Regions from separate parts of the Homo sapiens genome. Here regions 1 and 3 are each linked to region 2. Evidence: chromatin loops called from intact Hi-C (ENCODE). Cell type or tissue: heart left ventricle. All regions are shown on one strand.

The links. A loop is a pair of places that touch in the nucleus more often than their neighbours do. Peaks named below come from ENCODE experiments on the same cell type or tissue, not always from the same donor. Only the 100,000 strongest peaks of a DNase experiment are listed, where the experiment ranks them.
Region 1: a loop joins it to region 2, with 4 times the contacts of the local background. A loop is called at or near these places in 17 of 110 quality-filtered maps.
Region 3: a loop joins it to region 2, with 3 times the contacts of the local background. A loop is called at or near these places in 50 of 110 quality-filtered maps.

The regions. Positions count from the first base shown.
Region 1 is chr16:13,996,275-14,004,274 of GRCh38, forward strand. It overlaps a transcript of MRTFB not described here. Among named protein-coding and RNA genes, the nearest start is that of LINC02185, 16 kb to the right of the region's middle. In heart left ventricle, a CTCF peak has its summit at 7,234; DNase peaks (open chromatin) are centred at 3,909 and 7,197; H3K4me3 peaks cover 740 bases; H3K27ac peaks cover 4,380 bases.
Region 2 is chr16:14,183,084-14,191,083 of GRCh38, forward strand. The region is part of intron 3 of MRTFB (myocardin related transcription factor B); the gene reads left to right. Among named protein-coding and RNA genes, the nearest start is that of TRT-CGT2-1, 99 kb to the right of the region's middle. In heart left ventricle, a CTCF peak has its summit at 3,035; no DNase peak of the experiment used is centred here; H3K4me3 peaks cover 5,315 bases; H3K27ac peaks cover 3,104 bases.
Region 3 is chr16:14,083,805-14,091,804 of GRCh38, forward strand. All of the region lies in intron 2 of MRTFB (myocardin related transcription factor B), which reads left to right. Among named protein-coding and RNA genes, the nearest start is that of MRTFB, 16 kb to the left of the region's middle. In heart left ventricle, no CTCF peak of the experiment used is centred here; no DNase peak of the experiment used is centred here.

The DNA of each region.
Region 1 (8,000 bases), 190 kb before region 2:
AACAACAACAACAACAAAGAAAAAAAAAAAGAAGGTAACCAGGCTTCTCTGAGAAGGCAAAGATCAGTGTCCATTCATTCATTTCTGTCAATATCTGTGGCCCCTCTACTCTATGCCAGATACTACTGTGGGCACAGGAGACACCTTGATGAAAGGGACAAGGTGGTGGTGAGGTGATACCTGACAGAGAAAACATTTAGCCTCCCTTCTTTCTTCCATTCATCCATTCTTCCATTCAAAAAGTATTTATGATGCATGGTCCATGTGTTAGGCACAGGACTGGGTGACAAAATACAGCAGTGAGCAAAAGAGATTGCGCCTTGCCCTTGAGTAGTTTGGAGTCCAATGGGGAAGATGGATATTAATGAAATAATCACCTACATAAAGATAGCATGACAAATGATGGAGAGCTCGTGAGACAAAGGTCAAGGGGCCATGTGAGAGTCTAAGAGAGGGATAGGCCTGGTTGGGTAGGCAGAGAATGGATGAAGACTAGGCATACTTGAGATGCCCCCAGTGGTGTGTTTTCTGTTGAGTACAGGGACAACCGACGGCTCTCTGTAGAAGGTGTGCTTTTGAGTTTCTATTAGCCGCGTGGGGCCATCCACACTCTCACCTGATTGTCTTGAGGACTGTCACAGGCTGATAGGTCTCAGGGAGAGTTCGGCCCACAAATGAGGGTTCCACCTGCGTGATCAGCACATTAGGGTTGTGACCTTGACTTTCGGGTTTGCAGTGGACAGCGTGACAGATAAAAAGACACTCTTCTCATTCTACCTCATTTGGGTAAAGGAGTAAACAAGAGCATCATCCCATGACATCATTTTCAGACGTTTGCCTGTATATGGTGGCTCTATCACCACACTCAGAGACCAGGATAGAAAGATGGCCCCACGTTCCCCTCTGCAGTTTCACGCAGACATGGGGGGCATCTCAAATGTTCACATGCAATGGCTTTGGAAAGAAAATTCTCAAAGAAGCAGTTAGCATCATGTAGTATCTTTCTGTACTAATGTGAGGGCAACTTTGAGCCAATCCCTTCAGCAGAGAGCTTTAGTTTATTGGGCAACTTTGAGCCAATCCCTTCAGCAGAGAGCTTTAGTTTATTTGAAAAAATACTATTGTATTTTGTCTCTTTTATGCCCAGTGTTTTGTAGGCACCAAGTAAAAGCCAAGAAAAATGTAAGAAATTGCCCTGCCCTGAAAAAGTTTACAAGGACATTCAGAAAAGAATTTTCAGCTAGGCGTGGCGGCTCATGCCTTTAATCTTAACACTTTGGGAGGCTGAAGCAAGAGGATTACTTGAGCCCAGGGGTTCAAACCAGCCTGGGTAACACAGTGAGACTCTATCTGTACCAAAAAAAAAAAAATAGCTGGGTATGGTGGCATGTGCCTATAGTCCCAGCTACTTGGAAGGCTGAGATAGGGGGATAGCTTGAGCCCAGGAGGCGGAGGTTGCAGTGAGTCATGTTTGCACCACTGCGCTCCAGCCTGTGTGACAGAGCAAGACCCTATCTCAAAAAAAAAAAAAAAAAAAAGAATTTTCATTCATTTATTCAACAAACATTTGAGTACCTACGTTGTGCTAGACACAGAACCAGGAACCAGGTGAGTAAGACAAGCATGATGCTTGCCTCATGGAGCTTACCGTCTAGAGAAAGGAGGGAGATACTCAAACCATCAACAAACACAATAATTTCAAGTGGTTTTACATGCTAGACTTGTCAGAGACCTCTCAGAGAGCGTGACATTTGAGTAGCAGCTGTGCAAAGATTTAAAGGAAGAGCATTCTAGACACAGGGAAACAGGAAGTAGAAGCCTCTGAGGCGTGCAGCAGGTTGGCTTAATAAATAACAAGAAATGAGTGTGGCTACAACTCAGCAAGGGGGTGAGTCGTAGGCAGGCCAGGTGTAGAGTGCGAATTTTATTTTGAATGCAGAGGAAGCCTTTGGCAGGTGAAAACATGACACTTCAACCTGAACTTATTGATCTACCTCGGGGTAGATCTGTGGCCTCAGTGAAATTTTGGGAGTAACAGACCTGGGATTCTTAGAACTTAGAGCCCCAGGTAAACCTACAGATGGAAAGAAAAGAAATTGGCCAGGCACAGTGGCTCATGCCTATAATCCCAACACTTTGGGAGGCAGGAGAATCTCTTGAGGTCAAGAGTTCAAGACCAGCATGGGCAACATAGCAAGACCCTCTACAAAAATTTTTAAAAATTAGCTGGGCATGAAGTTGCACACCTGTAGTTCCAGCTACTCAGGAGGCCGAGGCAGAAGGATCACTTGAACCCAGGAGTTTGAGGCTGCAGTGAGCTATGATCACACCATTGCATTCCAGCCTGGGCCACAGAATAAGACCCTGTCTCGAAGAAGAAGGGGAAAGAGAAGGTGAAGGAGGAAGAGGAAGAAGAGGAAGAGGGAAGAAGGAAGACAGAAGACAGGAGAAGAAGGAGGAGGAGGAACAAGGAGAAGGAAGAAAAATGATAATAAATTAATATTGGCCTGTTTCTTAAGCCTGGGAGGTTGAGGCTGCAGTGAGCCATGTTCATGCCACTGCACTCCAGCCTGAGTGACAGAGTGAGACTCTGTTTCAAAAAAAAAAAAAAAAAAAAAAAAAAAAAAAAAAAAAAAGGCCGGTCATGGGGGCTCACACCTATAGTCCTAGCACTTTGGGAGGCTGAGGCAGGCAGATTGCCTGAGCTCAGTTCAAGACCACCTTGGGCAACATGGTGAAACCCTGTCTCTACTAAAATACAAAAAATTAGCCAGGCGTGGTAGCATGTGCCTGTAGTCCCAGCTACTCGGGAGGTTGAGGCACGAGAATCACTTGAACACAGGAGGTGGAGGTTGCAGTGAGCTGAGATCTCGTCACTGTACTCTAGCCTGGGAGATAAGAGTAAGACTCTGTCTCCAAAAAAAAAAAAAAAAGAACAGTCACTTCTAACCTCAGAGGCTTTCCTGGGTAGGAGAGGATGAAACTGCAAAATGAATAAACCATATAACAGGTCGCTGCTTGTGGCTCAGCATATTTCTTTCCTTTTGGGGACAATGCCCTTCAGGAAGCCACTGCTTTCCTGTTCTTGGGAATAGGATTTGGCTCAAGCTAGTCAGAAATATTTTTCACTTCCTATCTCCACACCAAAGTGACTGGCTCTGGGATGGGCACAGAACCCAGTCAGAGCCAGTGAAACTCAAGAAGACATCGTCTAGAGCCTTCTGGCAAAAAAAAAAAAAAGAAAGAAAGAAAAAAAAAAGCTTTCTCTCTTTTGCATGGGAGCCATCAGTATAAAGATGCAAAGTTTAGAACCACTGCAGGCATTTGTGACCATGGGGAAGATTCTGGAACTGTTAGGGGCTGTGGGGGAGCATCGCATGGTGCCTGAGGATGAAGCCAACACCACAGAAGGTAGAGCGAGAGATGGAGAACGCTGTGTCCTTGTGAAGCCATTGAGCCCCAGGATCGAGCCTCGCCTGAAGCCAGGCCTATTGCTGGAGGTTTTAGTGGCCTCCACCAGTTAAATGCTCTTTATTATATAAGCCAATGTAAGTGGGGTTTCCTTGCTGCATAAAGAGCCTATATGATAGAAACATTGCAATAGGCACCCAACAACACTGAGGGCCTCCTCTGCACCTTCAGTTTCTAGGAGGAAGTAAGCCTGTTCCAGGACCCAAATAAATGGTCTCGCCTCCCCCTTCTCTATTTCAGTGTTTCCATGCCTCCTGTCACCATAGCACTGTGACTCTCATGGAAAGGCAGAGGAAGCAGAGGAGGAGAGGGTGCCTGTTTCCAGGCTGCGTTGCCACATTGGGGTGGGGGCTGGAGAGACAGAGAGAGAGAGAGGCGGCTCTAAGCCTGACATTTCAGGATAGAGATAACAGGGTAAAAATAAACTCCCAAGCGCCTGTAGCAGCACTCGCTTCTCTGGCTTCACAGTTATCTCTCTCTGCTTCGGGGACAGAAGGGTTCCTTTCGGGTCACCCCTTGGACTGCCCCTTCCCAGCCCCCGGCGGGGGAGGAGGACGCATAGGTCATTGATTTACATCTATCTGTCTACACCTGCTCTTTCACCGCTGGCAAGTCAAGGGATTGATCCCCTCCATCCCGTAGCCCCTCTTTTTATCCTGCAAATCACCTTTCACATCTGATGCTCCAGGAGCTCAGTGAGGTGAGTGAGTCAAGGGCCGGGGTCTCCCCATTTCCCAGTTGGGAAAAGCAGTGGGGCTTGGAAAGATGAAATGATTTTCCCCAAATCACACAGCTTTTTAGTGCTAATGTGTTCTGATCTAAAGCCAGGGCCTTTTCTGCCTTTCCATCTTCAATCAGGAGTAAAAGCAGTTTGATTCCCTCTCTGCAGGGCTTGTGGACAGCCATCCAGGCTGGGTACACACAGCTCCTGGGGGTGGCGTTCACATCACCTGGGACACAAGTATCATTGTGTGTCTCCTGACAACCACACCTCTCTGTCCCCTTTGTCCCCCTTCCCATCACACAGTGTCTGAGTTTTGTATTTGCCAGTGAGCCACCTACTTGCTTACTACAGAAGGGTGGCTGGGACGACACAGTGTCAAGGAACCCAACCCAGCTCTGCCACTGAGGTCCACAGAAGGTCTCTGAGCCTCAGTTTTCTAATCTTTAAAATGGTGATCAAAATAAACCAACGTAGGATTAAATAAACCATTGCATGCCAGGCCCTTGGCCTGTGCCTGATACATGATCATCTAAATGTTGGAGCTTCCTGTGACAATGACAGCTTTTCCTATGCTGGTGTATGGGTATAGCGACTACGTCCCTCACCCATGTCCGCAGTACCTGCCCTTTGAGTTCTTTCTCTCTCAGTGGCCAAGGATTTGCAATGAGCCATTTCATCAGTTAAGACGCTTGTGGTTGCAAGCAACCGAAACACTGATCCTCACTGGATTACATGAAAGGGGAATTTATTGGCTTGGTGGGTAGCTCCAAAGGCGGCCAAGGGTAGAGCCTAGCTTCGGGCACAGCTGGATCCAGGATGGAACCGATACCATCAGGATTGGGTTTCTCGGCTCCATTATCTGCTGTGAGCGCCCTCCTCATAGGGGATACAGGGGTTCTGGCATCTCCCCTTCTTGGGTTCAAAGCCAGTGGGAAAGATCCAGCCCCAGCATTCCCAGAAAAAGCCTCTTTGCATCTCACTACCCATCTAGAACCCATCACCGTACCCAAAGCAACGAAGACAAGCGCGGATGGCCCGAGGTGGGTCCAGTCTGCTCAAACCCAGATCTGAGAGTAGTGAACAATGATCGCCCAGAGCAAAATCAGGTTTGGCCGCCAGAAGCAAAGGTGACTTCAGCAGCCACCCACTCTCCTCAGCCTCGTGTCCCACGGTGAACACTGATGAACTGGCTTCTGTCATCCCAGGGAAGAGACGGGCTTCAAGCAGGCTGCAAAACCAGGCCGGCGGGCTCCGACAACAACTCTCATCCAAAGTTCCCTCGTTGCCATCTGCTGACCAGCTGGACCCACTGACCTCAGACCAGAACCTTCCCCAAGCTTGATCTGCAGCCTGCCACCTGGGGAACCCACTTCGCTGAATAGGAGCTGGAAATCTGGGCTCTTTTTCAGGCCTCTGCCATGAGGCACTGTATCCTTGTTCCAACTCAATTATTACTGATTCATTATTTGTCTTTCCTCTAAAAAGAACCAGCCATAACAAAAAGCCCCTCTCATGGTCTGTAGAAAATAAATACAACCAAAAGCAATACTATGATTAAAAGATAGCTGGTTGCTCTCGCTCGCTGTAAGCCTGAAGACTGGTGCTGTCATGGTTGCTAAAAGGCAAGATTAGGCCAGGCATGGTGGCTCATACCTGTAATCCCAGTACTTTGGGAGGCTGAGATGGGTGGATCACCTGAGGTCAGGAGTTCAAGACCAGCCTGGCCAACATGGTGAAACCCTGTCTCTACTAAAAATACCAAAATTAATTGGCCAAAGTTGGGGGTGCCTGTAATCCCAGCTACTTGGGAGGCTGAGGCAGGAGAATCGCTTGAATCCAGGAGGCGGAGGTTGCAGTGAGCCGAGATGATGCCACTGCACTCCAGCCTGGGTGACAGAGCAAGACTCCGTCCGGGAAAAAAAAAAAAGGCAAGGTTAGCAAGTGTCCGGGAGGTGTTAATGACCTAGGCTAGCACCAACTTGAGACTCGATGAAATTAAAACAACTGAAAACAAATTAGAAAGAGAATAACTTCTACTAGGTGATTCTGCTGCGTTGAATGCTGGAGGGGTACATTTCATGTAAGTTGCCTGCATCATCGACAATTCTCTCACGTACTGGTGAGTCTGCCACTCTAAATGTGTAAATACCGTTTATACTGGTCAACCAGCAACCACAAAGACACTCTTGAAGCTTCCTCTCTCTCCCCTCCTCCCCAAGCCTGCAGGAGAGATGGAAAAGAAGCGGGTAAGAGAACACGAAAGATTTCTTTAAAAATAATTATGGTAATTACGTATGCATTTCCAGGGGGAGATTCTGGGAATTATTCCTAAAAGGCTGGAAAGAATTTCCTCTTTTGATCTCGATTCTGAGCCAGAGAAAATCAAATTAAGAAAGAAAAGCAACAGAGAATTCTCGGTGGGGAGGAAGGAATGGGGTTGGGGCTGTTCGTGAGGTTCTGGGAGAAAGATGGAGAACAGGACTCCGACACCTTTCTCTCTAGATGTTGGTAGACTTAGGAGGAAGAAGTGAGAGAGAGAAAAGATGAGACAGGTGAGGTTGTGTCCTTACATCTTTCTTGCAAGGCTTCACTCCCTCCCCTTGAGGGGCCACAAAGATGGTCCCCCTTGAGCTATTGAGGACGTAGTTTTTTGTAGCTTTTCCCACATCACACGTGGCTGGCCAGGCATCCTCCACAATGGCCCTCCCTTGCAGAGGAGCCCTGTGAATTCCAGCCAACACTCCGAGAGCCGCCACAACAAGATGAGCAAGTGTAGGCGTGTGACGAGTTTTTTGTTTCTTTCTTTTTAATCCTCCCTTTCAGGCACAGGGAGAAATGGTCCTGTCACTTCTCTAAATTTTCTTCCGCGGTTGCTAAGCAGCACGCCTCTGCCCCTTCCACTTCCCTCTGCTCCTGCTTTCTTGTCTCTCTCCACCCTCCACCCCCGCACGCTCACAGTGCTCTTCCCTGCCGTGGTTTGGAAATCAGAGAACAGCCCCCAGGCAGTTTGCTGCTCCCAGAGCCACAGCAGTGCAATGGCAGTTCCCGACAGAGGCGTCTCCCAGCCTGCTCTGCAGAGCATGCACGTAGGTCCTGGCAGGGAAGACCACTGCTTGAGCCCCTCTGCATTCACCAGCAGAGCTGGGGCCGGCCGGCCTGCCTGCCTGCCTGCCTCCCTCCCTCCCTCCCTCCCTCCCTCCCTTCCTTCCTTCCTTCCTCTACACTTCTTTCCTTCTTCCTTCCCTCCCTGCCATGCTACAATAGCCTTTGCCTGGAGACTAGAGGGGGGAAACTCAAAAGTATGCAGGCACCAAACACTGCATTTCATGAGGGAATGAGGCTGGATGTGAGACGATAGGGAATGGTGAGGACTGTTCCCTAAGTACCTGCCTAAGGAGGCCTTGCACTAGCTCCAGCCAACTGGTGTTTCAAGGGAACCTGGGCAACTTCCAGATTTTTAAAAATCTCAATGCAGGACAAGCAAAAACCCATCTGTGGGCCTCCAGTCTGTGGAGGAGAGCCAAGCAGGGTCCATAATGCGGGTTTGTGAGACAGTTGCATTTGAGGGTTCGTTGGGTGGTTTTGGCAGCAGAATGGAGGACTGGTGGGAGGCAGGCAGGGACTGTGGACAGCAAGCCATGAGCCCCAGGAGCTCCTTGGAGAAGCCAGAAGGCTTGGTGGCAGCCCCGGACCTTGATTTCTGTAGGACCTTCATCCAGTGGATGGGAGAATGGCTAGCTGGACCGCAGACAAGTAACCGGGGTGGAGGGAATGGACTGTCACTTTTCCCTTGGTTCCCAAAGCC
Region 2 (8,000 bases):
TCGCCATGGAGAAATCTGGCCAGTACCAAGGTGTCAAAATATACATCATCAGTTTTGAGACAATTAATATACTTGAATTTGTGTATTACCTGATAGGATGCAAAGATTGCATCATTATTTCTGGGGTATTCCTGTTGAAAATGTATCACCAGAACCTAATCCTAAGGACAGAACAGACAGACTCAAATTGAGGATAATACTATAAAATAACTGGCCTGTAATCATCAAAATTCAAGGAAAGATAAGTGAAGAAAGACTGAGAGAATGTTAGAGATGGACAAAAACTAAAGAGACTTAATAATTCAAGAACTCAATGTCATATGTGATCCTGGTTTGGATCCTTTTACTATACAGGATATTGTTGGGACAATTGGTGGAACTTGAATGCAGATATATCAATGTTAACTTGTTTCCTCTTTTTATGTGTTTGTTTTTTTTCTTATCAATGTTAATTTGATATATCTATACCGACTAAGCAGTCATCAATATCATCTTGATATTGATTATTATATTTTGGTTCTGTAGGAGAATATCCTTGTTTGTAGGAATTACACACCTGAACACTTAGGGTAAAGAAGTATCATGTTAGAACCTATTCAGAGATGATTCTGGGGGAAATGCTCTGTAAATTTGAAATTATTTCAAAAAATTTTTTTAATAAATGTTCTTTCAGGCACATTCACCACTAGAGAAATTACTTTCTTTGAGAACTACAAAGACACAACTTTTGATATAAACCTACAGCAGAATAATGTGTTTTCTTATTGGGATTTTGAGATCTATTAGATACAAAAATAAGCATGCAGAGGTTTCTTAAGAGATAGCTTTTTAAAAACACATTTAACACACACTGAAGATACATACACACACAGATATGGTAAAGAATTTTAAAGTGGCTGGTGTAGTTGTGCATCTACTGAGATTTATAGGATTGTGACCTAAAAACAGTTGGGCATTTTTCAGGATTTAAAAGCAACATCCTGAAATTTAAAAAAAAAAAAAAAAAAAAAAGTTGGCATTTATTGTTTTCGTTGTTCTTTTTGCAAAGTAATTAAGCATGTAGGCCCCGGAGCCAAGCTGCGTGCTTTGGAATCCTGGCCACCACTTATGAGATATGCCACCTCTGACAAAGTATTTGATTTTTTTTTTTTTTTTTTGAGATGGAGTCTCACTCTGTGGCCCAGGCTGGAGTGCAGTGGCACAATCTCAGCTCACTGTAACCTCTGCCTCCCGGGTTCAAGCGATTGTCTTGCCTCAGCCTCCCGAGCAGCTGGGATTATAGGTATGTGCTACCATGCCCAGCTAATTTTTGTATCTTTAGTAGAGATGGGGTTTGCCATGTTGGCCAGGCTGGTCTCAAACTCCTGACCTCAAGTCATTCGCCCACCTCGGCCTACCAAAGTGCTGGGATTATAGGCGTGACCCACCACTGATTTTTTTAAGCCTCCATTTTCCCATGTGTAGATCAGGAAAATAATGTTGAACTCACAAGTCTTGCAGTAGGATAGCATACAGTAATCACTAAATAAAGTTGGCTGCTATTATTATTTCATGAGTAGTTAAAATGCTTTCATAAAATCATTTTAGTATGATTATGTTAGCTTTCTTTCCTCTCACCAGGAGTAGAATTACCAGGGGGCCATCAAAGTCATGGCTTCTGCTATTAAGCCTGTCTCAGGATGAAATTAAAGCCTGGAGCTGGAGCATATTCTAGAAGACAGAAGGCAGGGCAAGGCCATAGACAGACTTGGGCTTTAGAGAACTAAGACTTTGGTTAAATTCCATACCTGCTACTTAGAAGCTTTGTGACTTGAGTCTTGGCGTGTAAAATGTCTATAGCATACACAATCATAGCGACCACGCCAATTGTGGAGGGTTAAATTAGATAAACCTTGCAAAACAGCTAATTAAGTGACCAACCTAAAGAATGTCCTCAAAGAGCTATGGTTATTTTTATTACTCCTTTAAAAGTGCATGAGTAGTTTCTTCAGAAGAATGTAGGCGTTAGGGTCAGAGATAGTAACAGAACGTTTGAGGGCATTTTTGAGAGTGTGATAAGCTTGTCACTATTTGTTCCTGCAGAGGTTTGGACTGCCGAGGATGGACTTAAATTGCTTCAGAAGGAATTTCAGTTGACAAGAAGCATGTCCTGTGAGATGCTGAAAAAGGATAGATAGCAATCTTTCTAGAACAATATGGGTTTAGTGCACACCAGCCTTGGAACCAGGCACAAAGGACAGAATACTTCATCCAGACCCACCTGTGTTTAAGTGGTGGAAAGAATATTGATTTTTCTGTCTGTAAAAATGTAAGCCTTTATCCCAGAGGAGGGTCTCATCAGGTGCATGATTAAAATGTGTCTGTATATTTTCTTTTGAAGAGAAAATGTGCTTCCTTTAGAGAACTTATTTAGTTGCTCATCTAAAATTAGTGGCTCTTAGTTATTGACCCAGGACTTCTTTAGAATTCTGGGTATTATTAAAGGAAGTTTTCCTGATGCACTGTCTTCTGCTTTAATTCATTCACTCAACCATGCTACAGATGTTTATTGAGAACACCTAATATTCCAAGCACTCTGCTAGAAGTTATTTTGAAAAAAAAAAAAGGACAAAACAGAACCTCATGAAACAGTATTCACAGTCTACTGCTCTTATAACCTCTGATGGGTTTTATGGGAACTCTTTGCAAAGGAACACACTTTGAACCATTTTTAAAAATCAGATTATTTTGGCTACAGAGGTATATATCTGGAGTATTTGGAGACTGGCTTATCTCCACATTTGCCTGGAATTCCTGTATCTAGAGATTTCCTTCCAGCAGTGTCCCTATATGCAGTGAACAGCAGCCTGTGACTTGCAGGAGAGGTGCCCATCCTTGATAGCTCATGTAAAATTAAACTTAGGCTGGTCATTGGTTTACTCTGTTATGAAATAGAAGCTGTCAGTGTTGCCGCTTTTAATGCATGGGGGGAGAATTTTCCTTAAAAAAAATCATGGCAATGTTAACTCTCCCAGCCAACTAGTGGCACTAAGAAAAACTGCTGCTTGGGTCTGAATTGCCAAAGGAAGAAAGCTGCAATTGCAGTACATTTCCCTATTACAAAGAGCATCAGCTTTGCCAGGAAGAGGCACATGCAACACAAAGCACACCACAAAAGAACTTTGGTGGTGAAATGACTCTGTCTTCATTCACATATGCTGGTAGCATGTTTATTCAGTGTGTGCCTCTGCTGAGATAAGAGCCGCTTCCTTCAGATGCCCTAGACTGCCGTTTGTGTAGCTGGAGAACTTAATGAGTAATTGATGTGCTTGTCTGGTCAATATAAAGTATTTCCATAGCCTGTGGCTGTGTTTATAGAGAGCGGGAGAGAGACCACAGGCAGCAATTTGTCTTCTTAGGTATCAGCAAAGTCTTCTCTTTTAACAACTAGAAGATTTATTTTTAACTGCTTGACTCAGTGTTTGTCAGATGATTCGGACCATCAAACTGCAGACTGAAGTCCCCAGCGCGGGGGAAGCTGGAATGGCAAGGGAAAGGGGGCTGGCTGGGAAAAGGGGTGGGATTTTAGAATCGTGCCTGTGTGGCTCTGCCTCCCGATGTGGGAGAGAGTTAAGGGCTTCCAGCGGCATGAGTGTATTTGCAGGTCAAGCTGGGAACTAAAGGGTAATGGCTGCCTTCAGCTGCTTAAAGACATAATTGGCCAGTGATTGGGGTATTGTGGGGAGCAACCAGGGACCCAGGGACCAGAGTGTTCTGCGCACCGCACTTCGCTCTTCTGCAAATTAAGCTTTTCTCCTGCTTGATGCTGCCTGTCTTCAGAAGCCTCTCACCATGATCGATAGCTCCAAGAAGCAGCAACAGGGCTTCCCAGAGATTTTAACTGCTGGGGATTTTGAACCATTAAAAGAAAAGGAATGCCTTGAGGGGAGCAACCAGAAAAGTCTCAAGGAAGGTCAGTCTGTCTGTGGACAGGGGCAAAACTGCCAAATTCATATTCTGGTCAGCCAGCTGAGCGTGTCTGTCTGTTACCATGCTATGTGTCTGCTCTCTCTGTTCACTCATGTACCTTACACATTCTAAGTTCTTTGAAATGAAAGCTTAATGCTGTTCTGGGTAGCTGTTACTAAAGATTCATTAGCTGATGGAACTGTAGGGCTTTTGCAGTAATTCATGCAGTAAGGGGACTTGTACAGCCAGTCCTCATTTTGGTAAAATCTTCCCAGGTTCATTTTGTATATTTTCTTCCTTTTTTTCTCTTCCCTCTGTCTTTTCGGAGAGGCCATTTCCTTTTTTATGTTAGTGAGAACACTGCTTCTTTTAGGTTTCCAAACACATAATTCCAGGAAAATTCATTTTTTCAGTTAAGATGCTTATGATTTTTACTGTTTAAAACCAGGAAGGTAGCTAGCTTTTAAATCCTACAGTGATAGGTTAATTGGTTGTAATGCGCATTGCATCGTTTTTTGTTTTAAAAAGCACATTGCATAGCTTGATTTTGTTTTGTAACAAAGCAAAGAATAAGCTTGAGAATAAATACTGTCGATTATTATTGTTAGTAAACACTGCACAGGCACCTCACTGATTGATTTAAGGAAATAGCCAAACATGTGGACATTGCTGTCCTCTGTCCTGGCATACAGAAGCATGGCAAGACTGGTACACAGCTTGCCTTCCTGTAGCCAGTGTTTAAGAAATTCAGGGTCTACAGAGAATAAGTTTTCCTGAATTTGAGACATGAGGGTCACTCTTCTCAATGCTTGTTTAATTTGAAAATTGGTTTCCTAGTCATCTTTGGAAAGCAAAAACCCACAATCCCCCTTTTTCAGCCTCTGCTTTCAGCTGCTGCCAGCAGCCACCCCCTTGCCTCCCGCTCGCTCTTGCCCGTCTTATAGAGACCCAGAGAGTAAATGTAGAGTTAATTGGTCTAAGTAGTGCTTTGAGCTTCTTCTAAAAGATAAGAAGAAGAAACAAGAGTTAGACTTGCTGGAGTTGAACTACTCTTGGGTATGGGCAGGAAAAACTCCTAGGTCGAAATAAATGACACACAATGAAGTATAAATAGCTGTTGCTAGGAACCAAACAATGGAGTTGCCTCTGCTTGTGCACGGCATGTCTTACTGCCGGTTTTTATAAAAATCGATACCAGTGGAATTTTTAGGATGCATTTCTGGAGACTCATTGAAGGGAACTTAAATTTCTTAAATCATTAATTTCTTAAAAGTTTGAGAATTATCTATCATTTAAGTCAAGTTCAAGTGTCAAGCTCCTAATAATACCATAAATTTAAAACATTTTTGCGTACTTGAGAAACTAGGAAAGTAGAGGAAAACAGAATAGGAGAAATAAAAAGATGTCACAACAGCAATGGGATTAAGGCACATAGAAAGCAAGGATTAAAAATATAAAAACAGAGTAAGAGAATCATCAACAGGAACCACAAAATAGAGTTGTGATGGTTACATAAAGTACAGATTCTTTCCCTAACAATTCTGACTATGCTTTCGATTTATACAGGTGTAATAGTATAATGGCAAAACAGCATAGACCCTGGAGTGAGAAATACTTGAGTTCAAATCCTACATGCACCATTTACCGGGTCTGTGATCCTGGACAAGCTTACTCCTCTGAGCCTTAACTTCCTCATTTGTACAATGAGGAGAAACAATACCTACTTCATAGTGATTTTATTAAGATGCCTTGTTAATGCCAGTTTCTCATCTCTCTTCTTGCTTTTTTCGTATTTCTTTTTCCTTCTGTTTAAATTTAAATTTTAAAATCCTGCATATGTTTACAAAATAGAAGTGTTATATATCTTATTGTTTTGTTAAATTCGTTGATATAAAGAGGTAGAGGAGAGAAACTTTATATTTAAAACACTCCACAGAAATAACTGGATGATAAAATTAATGTCTCACTGTAGTTGCACTGAACTGGGTTTTGCTTTATATCTCAACAGACTAAATATTTCTCCTCATTTAATAGATTCTACTCATCTAATAGATAGGGTTGAGGCTAAAATAATGTATGTAGACATTAAGGACGATTTGCTGCTTCAAAGTTAGTGACATTGAAAGGATTAGATCTGGATTTAATTAGAATGGAAAAAATAAAAATTATAGAAAGGCACTTTTAAAATTTGGAGTCATATAAAAATAACTCGGTTCTCTTTGCAAAATTGAACTCCCAAAATTCAGTATGTCACTGATCCTGCCTGCAGATGAACAACAGTGTTTAGCTCATCAGATTTGTAGAATTTAACTTTGGGACAAGCTCCTGGTTACTTTATCTGCTTTTAAATATTGGGTCCTGCATCGTTTACATGAATCCATGGAAGTTAATTGAGATGGCAGCAGTTGTTCAAATACTTTTGGTTAATGTTTTACTCTAAAATACCCTGGAGTCTAATTAGATTTGTGCTGTTTTGTCAAAAGAGACAAATATATAAATGACTATTAATAATCCCTAATAGTTTATACTTCATGTTTTAAAGGACACTTATTAAAAATATTTATCATATTTTATATCAACAGTGGTTTTCTACTCATTTTTGGAAAACTTGTTTTTGGGTTGTTTGAAAAAGCAACCTTTAGAATTTTTTCAAATGTCTGAATTATAAGTTTCTGGGTAATGAAGGAGGGATAAATTTGGGTTCATTTAACTTTTTAATCACATAGACACAAGCTTGGGCTCTATATGTCTGATACGTGTCCACTCTCAGGGCTTGGAAGGCTACTCTGCTTCTCAAGTAGTTGCTTGCTTGCTTCCTTATATTGGGATGTTTTAGAATCTTGTAATTGTTGACAGTGCTAGTTGGCTGAAATTATTATGAGGGGAAAACAGCCTTTATTAGCAAACGCTGTAGGATTCAAGAATTGACGGGATGCCTTAACAAGAAAATTTAGCAATACCTTTTGAAAATTTAAAAGAGGAAAAAGTTCTAACTGCTGACCACCTGTGAAGAGTTGTCATCACAGTGCAGAGAATTGTGTGGATAATAAAGCATATCATCTCACAGCTTTGTTGATGCTTATATAAGCTTTTTGATAGACACCAGCCAGTATATGTGGTTGGAGAATTTAATTATTTTCTTCTCTAGGAGAGAACAGCAATAAATGTCATGAATTCCCCTGAACAAATTCAAAATAGAAAATTCTCCTTAGACTAGTTTCTTTTGTCAAAGCAGCAACAGGAAATCTCAACTTTTAACTTGTCTACAAACGGCTTCAAACATTCTCTGATTACACTCAACATACATGAGCTTTCAATTTCTGGATCTACAGCTAAGAAGAGTATTACAAACCACTCTGACATGACAACTGAAGAGTTGATAATTATGAATTTTCAGGAAAAATCAAATAAATTGAGATGATTTAATTCAGATAAGTGTTTTAATGTGGGTCATTATTGAGATAAATGAATCATAATTCTAATGCTACTAGCTAGTTATGTTCCATATTTATCACAGGCAAATGGTAGCAAATGGATTTTAAGAGGAAAAAATGATATTTGATATAAAGGACTCTCTAATGGTGAAAAATAAGATACTACAGAAAGAAAACCAAGTTGTGTGTTAATTACTTTGACTAAAACTGCCCTAACAGACAACCCTCAATCGCAGTGTTTTAACCATTCAAAGTGCATTTCTTGCTCAAAACGCAGTCCAGTGTGGGCAGGACAACTATCCCAGGCAGCTGTCCTCCAAGAAGTGACCTGGGGACCTGGGCTCCTGTCATTGTGTGGCTCAACCAGGAGTGTCAACGGAGTGGGGAGGAGTTACAGACTTGGGGGGCCACATTTCCAGTTCTGCCACAGACTGGCTAATAGCCGAGATGAAGTACATGAAAGCTTATGGTAGATGGCCCAGCCAGCAATGCAGTAAATTAACATACTGTACTGGGATGTGTCTATAGTAGCTTTGAGAAGAAAATGAACATTTGTCTGAAATATTATGAATAATCCAACCTGGAAATACATCGAGATTAAATAAATCACTTTACCAA
Region 3 (8,000 bases), 99 kb before region 2:
CCCTGGGACGAGTACTGGAGAGTCTTGTTCCGCCATCTTGTACCACCTTCTTTTGTATGTAACCTGTTAATCTTTTTAATCTTTGGCAATCCAGTAGGAGACAAAAAATAGTATTTTTTTGAGATAACAAGGTTTCTAATTGGAATATACCTTTTAGGTTTTCAAAGACCTCCAATTTGATATTCTTACTAACGTGAAGAGTTTTCTTATTGAGAAGATACCTGTGGTTCTCATGCATAGATGAAATACTCTTGGACTTTAAATGTGATGAGAGTGTTGAAGTATGTTGAGTTCTTTGTTTTTCAGTCTATTGCCTTCGTTAACTCATTATAAATATTTTTAAACTATAGGTCAACTGACTGTTACTATTTCAAATACTGAAAGTTTTCCTCCATAGAGAACTCTCCCTTTGTTTTTTATTCACTTATAGTGCAGTTTCAAGAAGCTTTAAGACTAGGCACGGTATCTCACAACTGTGATCCCAGCACTTTGGGAGGCTGAGGCAGGTAAACTGCTTGAGCTCAGGAGTTCAAGACTGGCCTGCACAATAACATAGTGAAATCCCATCTCTGCAAAACATGCAAAATTAGCTGGGCATGGTGGCTCACACCTGTAGTCCCAGGTGTTCAGGAGGCTGAGGCAGGAGGATCACTTGAGGCTAGGACGTGGAGGTCTCAGTGAGCCAAGATCATGCCACTGCACTCCAGCCGGGGTGACAGAGTGAGACTCTGTCTTGAAAAAAATTAAAAAGATAAATAAAGAAGCTTTAGAGACCAATTTCTTAACATGCCTCAAACGTAGATATCAATTGTGGAATAGCATATAGAATATGACTTACAAACTTGGGTGATGATATTATTGAGTTATGTGGATTATGTGACTGTGCATTCATATGTAAACCTATGTTTACTGATGTTGAATCTCTTCTGTCTAAAGGATTTTAACAGTTTCTGATATGAGTGTGATCTTTAATTTTATATTTGCCTTAGATTTTATTTTAATCAAATAAGATTTACTTGAGGAAGGTTTCATATGAAGCATATACCAACTTTGTCATTGACCTATGGTTTGTTCTTTAACTTAATAAAAAGCCAATTAACTATCAGGAGCTATTTCAAACAAGAAAATCAGAGAGCCAGCGTAGGCAATATAGTGAGACCCTGTCTCTACAAAAAATATTTAAAATTAAAATAAGAAAAAATTAGCAAGGCATGGTTATAATCCCAGCTACTCAGGAGAGTGAGGTGAGATGATTATTTGAGCCTGGAGTTGGAGACCAGCCTTGACAATATAGCAAGATCTCATCTCTTAAAGAAAAAAAAGCCAATTAAAAGTCACCTTTTTTCTTCAGATAGAAAATACATCTTCTGGCCAGGTGTGGTGGCCCACGCCTGTAATCCCAGCACTTTGGGTGGCTGAGATGAGTGGATCACCAGAAGTCGGGAGTTTGAGACCAGCCTGGCCAACATGGTGGAACCCTGTCTCTACTAAAAATACAAAAAATTAGCCAGGTGTGGTGGCGGGCGCCTGTAATCCCAGCTACTTGGGAGGCTGAGGCAGGAGAATCACTTGAATCCGGGAGGTGGAGGTTGCAGTGAGCCGAGATCGCACCACTGCACTCCAGCCTGGGCAATAAGAGTGAAATTCCATCTCAAAAAAAAAAAAAAAAAAGCGAAAAGGAAAATACAGCATTTAATAATATAGAATGCCTTTAATACTTTAATATTGATGCTTTTCTTTTCACTCCAAGTTAACATTGTTGACCATATACCACCAAGACCAGGGACCAAGTAGTACAACTGGTATTTTATTCACTGGTTTACATCCAGCACCTAATATAATACCTGGCATGCACATGGCAAACACCCACATTGTGTTTGAAGGAATGAATGGTTGGTAAATATTGTCATTGTTAGAATTAGGTTGGAAATGAGAAGGGCCTTAAATTTTAATTTGGATAAGAAAACTAGCATCTGTGATTTTTATACGTACCTAAATCTAAACATAGACAATTATAGTGATACTTGCTACCATAACATTGTGTGACATTTTGTTTGAAATGTTGAATTGGCCTGTATCCCATTTATTTTCCAACTCTGCTTTTTTGTTTGTGTGTTTTTGTTGTTGTCAAGGGAAAAGTAAGTATCTAAACTAGGTAGGAAACTAGATCTTGTTAAATAATCATATTTATGTTTCATAGTATAGACATGGGAAAGTTTTTCATAGTTATGTTATTTGAAGACAAAGCTAAAATGGATGTCCCAAAATATATTTTTAATTATAATGGAGATAAATTGAGCTATATTTTAAGTGTGGCTCCGCATTTCATTAAAAATAGAAGCAGAGAAATTGATTGCCAGCCTTTGAGAAGAATGTATAATAAATCTTTGTCCAGTATCCTGTCTTTTAAGCCTTTCTGACTCCTAACCAATTTTTCACAGCCAAACTAAACAAAGAAGATAGAATAATTAATAGATTCAAGTAGTGTTTTTGCCTCTCTTTCCATATACTTTGTTTCTGTTGGAATATGGGATTCCAAAGAGTTCATGAGCTAGTTTTAATCAGTATTTGAGCAGCAGTTATTTGCATGTATAACGTCTTAAATTGATTAAATAATCCCCTAGCAATTTTTATTTGCACTTTAGTTTGCTTAGCATCCCCTTTCTTAATAAATAATCCAAAATTAAATGTAGGCAGACTTGAAATAATTGAGTCTTCAATAGTAGAGTCTAAATTAATGAAGTTTTTTTAGACTTTAAAACTCTCATATCTTTTTGTGGCTGATGGTATAATCTTGTATTTGTTTTCTAAAATAACCAAATTTCTGGTTTCTTCAATCTCTTTTATGTGGCAATGCAGGAATTTGCTTATACGGTAGTTTTCATTTTACTGATGACTTAATTTATTTAATTGCATGCTTTAAAGCCCTGATTCTAAAAATACTCCTGGAAAGCAAGGAATTACTAGCAGTAGTTAAACAGAAGTCTTAATTAAAATTAAGGCTTTATTATTTATTTATCCTCTTAGCTGCATTTGTAATAATTTTTACATTGTACTTAAACAGAAAGTTTTAAGAATTTTTCAGCATCTTTAATGACTTGGATTTTGTGCATCTGCAACAGTTTCTTCCTATTTTAGGCACAAAGCTTAAAGTTTAGACTGGCAGGGGAAGTAGTCGTTTGATTGGAAAGTTGGGCAGAGGAGAAAAATTTTGTCTTCATATACAGAATTTGTAGCAGTAGAATATTCAGATGGAATTGTATTAAACTCTAACCCTAGGAAAAAAAAATTGAAGTACTTGTATGCAGTACAGAGAATAGATCCCTAGCAAAGCCAACACTCGGGGCTTACTTCTGTAGTATCTGCAGCTGAATTGGTCTCTCCCAAGAGTATTCTCATCTCAAAGTCTTAAGAGTAGAGTTTGGAAAGGGGAGGAGAGAACAGTAGCTTTGGGCCATAAGTTCCATGATGAGCTCAATAGTCAGTGAAACTCTCTAGGTTAAGGATATGTACTGAACCTCTGAATGTCCTATCCCCCTTGAGAAATTTCCTTCCTTCCTAACTCTGGGCACTTTGTTTAGTGTTGCGGCATGCTGGAAATTTATCTTGAGTTGAGGAGAGGGAGTCTGACTGTATTGCTGCAGAGTCTAGGCTACTCTCTTTAAATAGATGTCCAATGTGGGAATATGGCTGAAAACCATCAGTTCCTCCCTTATCATAGTTAGGCAGTGGCAAATATTAGAATTTCATGCAAGCTTTTCCTTCTTCAGTTTGCTCAGAGAGGACGCCTAGTTCAAGGTGAAGATTAAGTGTTTGTGTATGTTAAACTCAGTAAGTTTTATTTTAAATATACTTCAGTCTGCTCTAATGTAACAAAGTTCTTCAGTCTGATTGTTCTAGCAGCTATCACTCAAACATTAATTGCTGTCAGTGTGAAAGGATATCCTCCTACATCTTTTCTGGAGTACTTGAAACCATCCCACTTCCTTTTTCTTTTACCTTAAGAACTGATTACTGACACTTGGGAATTACAATCAGATTGCATCAATCTTTATGGAAAGGTTGCCAATTATTGCACTGCAAAATATGCATTTCCCTCTAATAGTAAGTGTTTCTCTTGGTGTGTCTCTCAGTTCAGTGCTTTTAAATACCTCTTAGGTGAATGAATGCTTTGTGCCATGCCCTGATTTAATATATTTAAAAGACTTAATTCATGGCTTTGTTACCTTCAGGTCTTTGGGAGGTGGAAATGGATGGAGGGGAATAATTTATGTAATACGAAATCTTTGTAGGATCTTTTGATTGATTAGATGTCCTTGGATAGAAGAAGGATGGCCGGTGACTGTTACTTATACTGTGATATAAACTCTCAAATGAGTGTGTTCTTTGAAGAGTTGAGAGCAGTGCGGAATTTTATGGTGGGAATGTACATTGAGCCTTGTGCAATGTCTTTTGTGTGCATTACCTCATTTTGTTTTCACAACAGTTCTGTGAGGATAGATGTAATTACCCCAGTTTTAAAGAGCAGAAGGGCTCAATGAGATTGTGAAATCAGGACTTGGGCATGCAGCTAGTAGGTTAAAAACAAAACAAAACTGTGACTTGAATACGGATCTCTCTGGCTCCAAAATCCATGCTTTCTTCCCTCGGACAGGGAAAGGTGGTGTTAGAATGCTCGAAAGTTCTTAGAATGTTGACATTGTAGACCATGGAAATGCTGAACAGAATGAAGATAACGCTACTTTATGAGCACCCCCAGCATTATTTTCACCATCCTCTATTTCTAATGCTCTTCATCATCAACTCATGAAGCCAAGGAGCCTGCCAGGGTGTCTGGCTCATCATGTTCAATACAGCAGAGACTTGTTTAATTTAGCAGCACTCTGAGATGAAAGGTTCATGACTGCCAAGTACAAACAGACCTTCTGCGGGATGTTAATTTGGTTATAGAAGAGAATGCTTGTTTTTCCTTGCTCTGTGCTAATAAAGAAGCTGGCACATTTTTTCGTGAGGAAAAAGGACTTTGACTTATTAAATCTGTGTAATCAAAGAGAAGCAGTTCTGATAACCATTTTTCTTTGTGCAGTCTTTGGTTAATTCCATTCTGTACCTGCCAGCAAATTGCAAATTGCGTGCTTTTTTGTTCTTTCCTCTTTTTTATTTTGGATTTGGTTTTATGGTTGGTCACTGTAGGGATTTATTGGTAGGAAAATAAATTATTTCCTCATTTGAACAGATTGTGTGTTTTTACAACAGGTTATCTTGTAGCAAGCAGAGTGATTCAACCAGGCCTCTGCACGGAGGTGTTGCTATATGACTTTGACCATTTTAAATAATAACAGCTTTATTGAGATATAATTCATATACCATAAAGTTTACCCTTTTAAAGTGTAGAACTCAATGATTTTTAGTATTCTCACAGAGTTGTACACCCATCACTTCTGACTAATTCCAGGACACTTTCATCACCCCAAAAAGAAATCTCATACCCACTCTCCATTCTCCCCTCTGTCTCTCTCACCTCTAGAAGCCACTCATCTACTTTCTATCTCTTTGGATTTACCTGTTCTGGACATGCCATGTAAATGGAATCATAAAAATATGTGACCTTTTGTGTCTGGCTTTTTTCTATGTTGCAGCATGTATCAGAACTTCATTCCTTTTTATTGCTGAGTAGTATTCTGTTGTGTGGATAATACTACATTTTGCTTATTTCTTCATCAGTTGATGGACATTGTGGTGGTTTCCACTTTTTGGTTATTATGAATCATACTGCTGTGAACATTTGCATATAAATTTTCTAGTGGACACAGGTTTTCATTTCTTTTGGGTATACACCTAGGAGTGGAATTGCTGGGTTATATGGTAACTCTGTATTTAACTTTTTGAGGAAATGCCCAACTGTTTTCCAAAGTGCTTTTGTGTGAAGGTGCACCTTTTTTGTTCTCAGCAACATTTGAGGGTTCCAATTTCTCCAAGTCCTTGGCAACACTTTTCCATGATTGTGTTTTTCGTAGTAGCCATCCTAATGAATGTGAAGTGGTGTCTCATGATTTTGATTTGCATTTCCCTAATCACTAATGATATTGAACATCTTTTCATGTGCTTCTTGGCCACTTGTATATCTTAGAGAAATACCTACTCAAATTATTTGCCCATTTTTAAAATGGACTGTCTTTTTATTGAGTGGTGATAGTTCTTTATATATTTTGTATACACACACACCCCCAAACACCCCCACCCTTATCAGATATATGAATTGTAAGATTTTCTCTCCCATTTTGTGATTGTCTTTTCACTTTCTTCATGTTGTTCTCTGAAGCAAGTGGTGTTTTAATTTTGATGAAGTCCAGTTTTCCAATTTGTTTTGGTTGCTTGTGCCATTCTCTCTCTGTTGGAAATTTTCTTTATTTCTAGACATCTCCCATTTAAAAAATTTGTACAAAATTAGTTTATTAACTATACAATGAGTAAGAGGTATTAAACATCTTTTGTGTTTTCAGGTATTCTCAGCTCATTCAATGTGAGAAAACCAAATCTCCTAACCTTACACCCAATGTGCTTTTTTGTTTTTTAAATCAGAAAGATGTCTTTCATTGTTCTGCGTCGCTTAAAATGCACGCATCATCCCATGAGCATTTATGTGTCTAATACATACTGAGCACTTTGCAGGGCTTGGGGATCCAGAGGTGAGTGGGATGTGGCCCTATCTTTAAGGAACAGGAGCTCACATGCCATGCTAGAAGCTTCCACAGAGGACTGTGGTGGTGCCAGGAGGGGGAAGGGAGCAGTCTCCTCTTTCGGGTGAGAATACTTTATAGAAGAGTTGGTGCTGGTGCTCAGTCTGCAAAGATGGGTGGGTGATCAGAACTTTTTGTTATAGTCTGTGAGTCTCTCTTCTGGTTACTTCCTGCCATGTATGCCAAGTACACTAGCACCAGATATCTCACAACAGCCTATCTAGGATTATTGATATAATAAAATGTAGATAGAGGTGTGACGACTCTGATGCCTAAAAGTGAGCCCAAAGAAAACCACTTTAATTTTTTCAGGTTTTCAAAATCAGTTCAGCATGGTGTGTGTGTGTGTGTGTGTGTGTGTGTGTGTGTGTGTGTGTAGTTCTGTATAGTCACAGCATAAAATAGGAGGCAAGGAGTGACAGTTGCTTGGCTGGAGAGGAAGACTGATTATAGACAGTTGGGTGTGTCCCATTAAGGAATTTAGATTTTGCCCTTAGTGATGGGGAGTCACTGAAGAGTCCAGCAGCGGGGAGGTGATTGGATCACTCTAGTTACTATACCATGGATGCTGGATGCAAGGGGCAGGTCTAGAGACAGGCAACCCATTAGGCTGTTACACGAGTCCAGGTGACAGTTGATGAGGACCTGAACTAGGGCACTGGTGGTAGAGTTGTAGAAGACAGAGGCTGGAAATGTTTAGGAGGTACTAGTCAGGACTCTTGGCTGCAAGTTAACAGAAACCTCACTCAAACTATCTTAAGTTAAAAGGGGAGCTAATTGGAAGATTCCTAGAGAAGGTTGCAAAAGGAATGAAATGCTGCAGAAACCAGCACAATTTCAGGGACCTCAGGGATTAGAAGTGGTACATCATCACAGGGCAGGAGCCATCTTCACAGTCACCAACCAAGAGGAAGGAAACAGCTTTTCCCTCCCAGCTTTGGTTTTAAAATCCCAGGGGCACTCTTGGCCTTGGGAGTTTGTGCTCCCCGGCCAGGCACTGGGGTCTTTGTTGGAAGCTCTCTATCACCATCACACTGAGAGTTCCTGGAAGAAGTGGAGAAGGGTTGTTCTGGCAGAGCCATCTGTGCACGTCCACTCTAGGCATATGGGTTGGACCCAGAGATCGAAACGATCTGAGAATAAGGGAAAGGTCAAGAATGCCTCCCAAAGCCGGGCGTGGTGGCTCACACCTGTAATCCCAGCACTTTGGGAGGCCGAGGCGGGCAGATCACTTGAGGTCAGGAGTTTGAGACCAGCCTA